2 separate regions of the Homo sapiens genome follow, and region 1 is linked to region 2. The links are chromatin contacts, found by Hi-C in ENCODE. All regions are on one chromosome and are shown on one strand. Each heading gives the region's core, a stretch centred on a gene start or an enhancer-like site at or near the end of the contact. The rest is flanking DNA. Distances are from core to core; before and after follow the strand shown. Region 1 has its middle 280 kb from the start of REEP3. Region 2 has its middle 190 kb from the start of REEP3.

Region 1 (3,894 bases), core at 1,085-3,584, 87 kb after region 2:
GTATTTTTAGTAGAGATGGGGTTTCACCATGTTGGTCAGGCTGGTCTCGAACTCCTGACCTCGTGATCTGGGCATCTCAGCCTCCCAAGGTGCTGGGATTACAGGCATGAGCCACCGTGCCCGGCCCTGCAAGTTCCTTTTATGATAAATGCCCTATGCAGGTGTTCCATTTAAAAAATATTTTATACTGTATTTTTGCTGTACCTTTTCTATGTTTGTTAGGTATGCTTAGTAGATATGTTTAGATACATAAATACAATTGCCTACAGTATTCAGTACACTAGCATGCTGTATAGGTTTATAGTCTTGGAGCCATAGAATACTATACCATGTAGCCTAGGTGTGCAGTAGGCTCTATCATTGAGGTTTGTATAAGTATACTCTAGGATGTTTGTACAATATTTGAATTGCCTAATGACACATTTCTCAGAGCATTGCTCCATGAGACATTACTGTATTTTTAAATAATCACTAATTTAAATTAAGTTACTAGTAGAAAACAATTTTGCCACTATTAAATAAAAGAAAGTTTATTTGAAACATATTGCTTGTGATATCTTTTTAATATTTCCTTTTTATGTATATGTTTTTTCTTCCTACAGTAGAATAGTACAGTCAATATCTGAAAATGGATGTTTATTTTGGGTTGTATTAAAAGGTTTATTTAGTGACTTGGATAAATGATTTGGTCAAGAGTAAGAGTTTGGAACATAAAGATATAAGAGAGGTCTAGAAGTGATGTGGGACCACAGATGACAAAATGATTAATTTCCTACAGGGGTTAAGGGGGCTGCACAGACGGAGTGACATCCCAACCTTGTTTTCAAAGAGCTAGACCAGAGACAGGGTGGAGAGATCATTTTGAGCTGAGCCACAGAGACCAGGGTGGAGGAGATGAAGATTTACTTATTCTTTGAGGCTCAGTTTCCTCTTTTGTAAAATGATGTCTGTAAAACTTTTTTTTTTTTTAAGGAGTCCACTCTGTCGCCCAGGCTGGAGTGCAGTGGCGCGATCTCAGCTCACTGCAACCTCTGGCTCCGAGGTTCAAGCGAGTCTCCTGCTTCAGCCTTGATGTCTGTAAAATCTATCTTGAAGAAAGGTGGAAATGTTGGGGAGATTAGAAAAATAGTACTGTCACCCCACAGGTGCTCAAGAAACGATAGTGCTGCATAATTTTTTGTGACAGGATGGCTCTTTGTTCTATGAGGCACAAGGCAGGCATGACAAGTGTGAGACACCCTTGGGAGTCAAAAAATATTTTAGGGAGGGCTGAGTTTACTGGATCAGTTTACCATTGTGAAATAAAAGTCCTTGGACTCCAACAGGGTTTGGAGTCCCTCTCTCTGAGTGTTTTTTAAGGCATGGATTATTCTGTCTTGACCACATTTCTAATCTAGTAACCACAGCCTCATCTCCACTTCTTCCTGCTTTGAATTTTGTCCTCCAAGGGCCACTTAAATGAGAAGCCTGTCCCACTCACCTTGTCTAGCATTCAGTGTGTATCTCATGCCACCTCTCTGCACTGACCTAATCCATGTTGACCATTTTCTGTGTTTCAGAAGATGGACTCAGCTTAGTACCTGGCACATAACAATAATCCCAAAGACCTTGATGCTCAGAGATGCCTGGGCTAACTTATTTATCTTCAGGCCACTGTCTTCACAATTATATAACCACAGGGGAGAAAGCCAAGAGCATTGTTACAGGATCTCTGGGTTGTAATGTGATAGGCGTCCTTTCAACATGGCATCTATGGAGCCATAGATGTTGTGCTGGAAGGAGCTTGGAAGTTCATTGAGCCTAGCCTTGTTGTTTCAGTAATAAAAAAAAACTGAGGCAGAAGTGGGTAGAAGAAATATCTAGAAGTAGAAGCCAGGTCTCCTGGTTCCCAGGACAGGGTCCTTTATATCCTATCCCCTCTAGGCTGTAATATATAGCAACGGTAAAATACAGACTCAACTTTCTCGGTCTTACAAGTGGCAGGCTGTTGCTGGCCTCAAGTGGTGAATCCACTGATAGGGAAAAATAAGAATTTTGTAAACTCTCAGAAAGTTCGTCTTTGTAATAACAGTCCCCTAAACTCTGTTGTTCTTGGAAGTACAACAAAGTCCAGGCTGAGACCATGGAACTGGACTCAAGTCAGGATTTATGTCACACAGTCTATGTATTTCCCACTCAGTGCCAATTATTCATTCCTCCCATTCAAACGAAAATAAATAATAAAACCACAGACAGCGAGCAGTGTGAAAAAAGCCTTGACTGAGAGTGGGAAAGCTATGACCATCCTGTGAAAACATTTACTTCCTGGAGAGAGATCCAGCAGTACTGTGTGTTCCTTCCGGGGGTGGGGCTGGAGGCTGCCTGACGTGATGGGAACTTAAATGTAAAAGAGGTAGCTGTGTCGTATCTTCTTTGTTGAGAAGATAAAAGTTCATTCACTGGGAAAAACAGCCGCAGCTCCTTTTTTGTTTGTTTGTTTCTTCTTCAACTTTTATTTTAAGTTCAGGGGGAAATGTACAGGATGTGCAGGTTTATTACATAGGTAAACGTGTGCCGTTGTGGTTTGCTGCACAGATCATCCCATCACCTAGTAAGCCCGTCATCCAGCAACCATTAGCTGTTCTTCCTGATGCTCTCCCCCGCTTCCCCCTCTGACAGACCTCAGCATATGTGTTGTTTCCTGCTATGTGTCCATGTGTTCTCATTATTCAGCTCCCACTTATAAGTGAGAACATGCAGTGTTCCTTCTAAGGTGGTATTTCCAACACGTAGAATGCTCAGGGAGGGAAAGTCAGAGTTGGATGCATACTATAGAAGGGTTGCAATCTATTCCGATACCTCTTCCCAAGCCTAGTTCCTGGGCTACTGAATTTTTATTTAAGATCCTTGAAGGCAGTGATATGAGATGGAAAGAAATCCTAGGCCTTCCACTGCCACGTGCTAGCTGAGTGACCCTGGGCATGTGATTGAAGAGGACTGAGCTGGCATCCTCACTTGTGAAAATGGGATAGCAAGGTCTTCCTTATAGGACTTTGGTGAGAACTAAATGTGACAAAGTATGGAAAAATGCATAATGCTAGAAACATAGTGAGCAGTCAATAATAATGATGAAATATTTCACTTTTAGAGGATGATACAGTGGACACCACTGTAACTCTCAACTCTCAGCATAATTCAACTCTCAGCATAATTAAGAAAACATAAAGCCCTGATTGCATTTCTCTTTCCCTGGCAGGTAAGCACAGTCCTGTGTCCTGTATTGGTACCTACATTCCCATGGATGTCTTTATACTTTTACTAAAAATGATATAAAGAATACTGTTTGGATGTTTTTAAATATGATAACATGCTCTATATATTGTTCCAAAGCTGCATTTTTTTTGCTTCAGAATTAGGTTTGTGAGGTTCATACTTGTTGATCTGTATAGCTCTAATTCATTTCATTTTCAGAACTTACTTGCTCATTCTCCTGATGGATATTTACGTTGTTTCAAGTTTTTTCCTACTACAATTAATGCTACAATCACGGTAGTTTTTGTGTGCCGTTTTTTTCTCATTTGTAAAAGAAAATCAAACCTCTGTGATGTACTGCCTGTATCATAATATCCCGTACAATGACATTTTTAGAGCATTTTCCAGTTTATAAAATGCCTTTCCATTCATTGTAGCCTACTACAGGTGGAGACCAGATTCATACTGAGGTTTTCTGGGTCTCAAACCAAGAATCATTATGCTGTGACAAGCTCTTTATAAACTCTGAAGATTTTCACCAATATAAAATGGCATCATCATTGCTAGAAATTAACTGTTGCAATAGCTTAAAGCCCACTTATTCTGTCTGCTTATCTTTTAAACAGGGTTTCAGATTCCACAGCTGAAGTTTCCCAAACCAAA
Region 2 (3,461 bases), core at 503-3,002:
GAAAATGAATCTTTTAGAATATGGCAAGTTATGTTTTAGGGGAAGGACTCTACCTCCTTATTGCTTTCCATGTGGAGAGAGGATCAGAACAACTTATCAGTGGGGATGGAAATAGGTACTGGGGCACCAGGCAGTCTGAGTTATGTGTTAGATGTTCTGAGAAGTTGTCTGGGAAAGCCAGCTTTCCAGTTCTGGAGATTTGAGGACTGTGGAGAGTGGTAGCTCATATGAGTAGGGTGGGAAAGAAACTGCCAGTTCTGTGGGAAGCTAAATTTAGGGCAGCCCACCCCACTGGGAGAAGGGGGGAAGCCCCTGTTCCACTTGGCTTGTCCAAGCCACCCCAAGTGACCTCCCAGAGTCCCTTTTAGACAACTTTGCTTGTCATACACCAAACTAAACCCTTGACCCAGCCAGTTGCTTAAAATCCTTCATCTGCTTCACCACTGCCTTCAGGGTAAAGTCCAAGGAGTTGGTTGTCCGAGAGTCACCATCTGGCCCAACCCAACTATTTGGTCTTTCCGTGTCACCCTCCACCTTATACTGTAAACTCCAACTGTCCTGGATGACCTGCTGTGCTCCAAGCATTTCATGTAACAAAAGCTTTCAGTGTCTGGAAGACTTTTGCACCATGCGTCTTCCTGGAATGTATCTTGCTGAGCACTCTGTCCCCCAAATTTTGTCATGATCAAAGCCTGCTCATCATCTGTTTCAGCTCCACTGTTTCTCTCTCTGGAAAACATTCCCAGATCTTTAATCCCCATACCCTGCATAATTAATCATTGCTTCCTCAGAGTTCCCATGGCACTTGGTTCACACTGCTAGCATGCACTTATCACCTTGTTAAGCAACACATCCACGGCCTCCCCTAGATTACCAGTTTCCTGAGCACAGAGACCTTGTCTTACTTGTCTTTACAGCTTAAGCCGTACTGGGCTGCTCTCCATGGGACTGAGCCTGCTGGCCGCACTGTGGCATCCTGCCCTTTATTCTGTATTAGGGAGCATACCTTACGGCCAAGGCTTACTGAGCAGTTGTACAGGCCTTTCCCTGGTGATAAGAGAATCTGAAGAGGACTAGGTACACCTTGTCAAAATGCTGGAATTTGTATCCAGGTTGGAGAGTGCCTAACACATTTGGGAAGAAACAAAATTGGGGTAAGAAGCAGCCCGATTTTTTAAAATAAGTTCTTAAAGGGTCAGTGGGACCGAATGCCTTGAGGAATAGCTACTGATACAGAAGATGACCTAGTTTGTAAAAAGAACAGCATAATATTTTAAATAAAGGTTTTCCTCCTTTTGACCTTTTTCCAGTATGACTGTATTGCTGTTAACTTTATTACTGAAGCTTAATGCCCACGATACCAGGAAGCACTTCTAGAAACAGCTGTGAATGTGGCCATTCATGGGTTTTGCCCCCACCATCAGGGCATGTGGGGAGGGATTTCTGTTTCCGCTGCCATGGTGCCTGTGTTTTTCCTGTGAGTACTAATGAAAGGCCCTTAAATTAGACCACACAGAGTTAAGGGAAATTGTTTATTCCTTCATTTTCATCATACCAAGGAACTTCAGAGATTTGGATCTATACACTTTGACCTCTAAGGAGTTTTAGAACAAAGGTGTGATGTCCAGAAAGATAAGAATCAGCAGGTCACATGGCTTTTCTGAAGGTTTATTCAGTCATCCCAGGACATCTAAAGGCAGGCAGATGCCAAAGTACACACGGGGCATTGGGTGTGAGCCTGATGAGAGCAGAGACCGGGAGGCCTAATGGAGGGGCTGGCACAGTGACAGTCTTCAGGACTAGTCTGGCCTGTGCAGCAGCTGCACATGTTCCTGGGATCAGAGCCAGCTGGTGGCTCATGGCAGTGGTTTCTGGGTCCTGGCTCCACCCCAAGACAGGCTCGAGCTCCTTAGCCCTGACCTGGCAATAGCTTTGTTCTGGCTTCACACTGAAGTTTGGCTGCTGAGCCAGAAGGTGAAGGCAGAACCTTGCACTGTCACCCATGCCCTCCTTCCAGCCTGATACACGGGCTGCCCCAGGCAGGGCCAGGGACCAGTGGGAAAAACCAGTCCTCCGGGGTGAAACTTCCATCATCCTCAAAACTTTTGTAGTGGTCTTGCCCTCTTTGGGTCTTCTGGGGGCACTTCAGTGTTGCTATCTGTGCATAAGGCCTCAGGTTAAAGTAGATGTCATATGGGATGGAGCAGAAATCTGGCAGGAGATGCCCTGGCTGTAACAATCCAGAAACATTCAGAGATGACTCTGAGACTGGATTTCAAAACTGGCTTTGGTTTTGCAAGAAATGCCACCCCAGATCTGGTTCTCCAAAATACAGTATCAGGAAACCCACAAAATAAGATGGATTTTAATCTCTATTAGAACATTTCCCAAACATTCCAAATAAAACATCACTAGTGACACTATTGGATATTGATGCTTTCAGTCTTTCCTCAAGTGTGGATAAAGCATCTTCAGAACATTTTAGTAGCTTTATTGATTGGAACAGGCAATCTAAGTAAAAGCAAAGTGCTTGCTATGCAAATAAAGCTTCTAGACAAGACTCCAGTCTCCCTCTGGCAGCAGCTTGCCATCCCAAACCCCTCCCATCTGGGACTCTGAAATCTGCTTTTAAAATACAGTCTGTATTTGCATGTCCCAACACCCCCCTCCTTGTTTTAGTCTAATTCTCCCAGGTTGAGAGAAACACAATAAAGGAAATTTTGTTGTTGTTGTTTTCAGTGCTTCCTTTTCACAGACTCTTTTTTTGGAAACCGCAACCTCGGATCCCAGCAGAGCTTCCTGGGGACTTGAAGAACATCAATCAGTTTCGCAGCTGGAGGCCGAGGCTTTCCTCAGGGAAGACTTTTTACATAAAACAGATTGTACTTTGTCCTTGCCAGGGCAGACAAAGATTTAAATTAAATATGCAGAAAGCTCCAGTTGGCTGCCTGCCACAGCCTGGGAGAGGGGGAAGGGAGATTGTGTCCCCACTCTCCTTCCTTTCTCTCTAGTTGTTTCTTTTTCCCATTTCTGTTATTACAGTGATAGGAGCCAGCAGTTAAGAGACTTGGGCTTTAAGCTGGGATTTTCTGTAAATTCACTGTGTGATGTGATACAAGTCACTCAGCCTCTGGGACCTCAGTTTCCTCTTCTACAATGAAGAGTTTGAATGAGATGATCTTTGAAAGTCTTTTCCGTATTTAACCTTCCAAGTTATCTCCAAACTCAGATGCATGCTTTTCCAGCAAATACCCTAAGCCTCATCTATGAGTAATGCATCCTCACTGTTCCTGGGGTGACTGGAAGGACCTGGCCTGTTTTCCCATACACCTCACGGGCCAAGCAGTCACGTTATAAGGGAGGGAGGCCCAGTAAAACATGGTAAGTGGCAACTGACTTTGTATCTCAGTTTTAGGGAGTATAAGAGAATGGTGGGGATTGTGGCAAACTGAAGAGAAAGA

Evidence for each region. Hi-C counts contacts between places; a loop is a spot of excess contacts on that map. Pooled maps may share reads with other maps.
Region 1: a loop to region 2 is called in a map of endothelial cell of umbilical vein, with 8 times the contacts of the local background. The contact joins two enhancer-like sites. A Hi-C loop is called at or near these places in 6 of 168 maps with a recorded cell type or tissue (aorta, ascending aorta, chondrocyte and 3 more) and 8 of 50 pooled maps.

The regions. Positions count from the first base shown.
Region 1 is chr10:63,797,082-63,800,975 of GRCh38, forward strand. No RefSeq gene overlaps it. Among named protein-coding and RNA genes, the nearest start is that of REEP3, 280 kb to the left of the region's middle. Within about 2 kb of position 2,335, at least 14 of the 41 ENCODE cell types and tissues checked have a DNase peak (open chromatin) inside an H3K27ac peak, as active enhancers do; they include ascending aorta, endothelial cell of umbilical vein, heart right ventricle and 1 more, where a contact is called at or near this core.
Region 2 is chr10:63,710,644-63,714,104 of GRCh38, forward strand. No RefSeq gene overlaps it. Among named protein-coding and RNA genes, the nearest start is that of REEP3, 190 kb to the left of the region's middle. RefSeq lists an enhancer at 2,633-3,311. Within about 2 kb of position 1,753, at least 33 of the 41 ENCODE cell types and tissues checked have a DNase peak (open chromatin) inside an H3K27ac peak, as active enhancers do; they include ascending aorta, endothelial cell of umbilical vein, heart right ventricle and 1 more, where a contact is called at or near this core.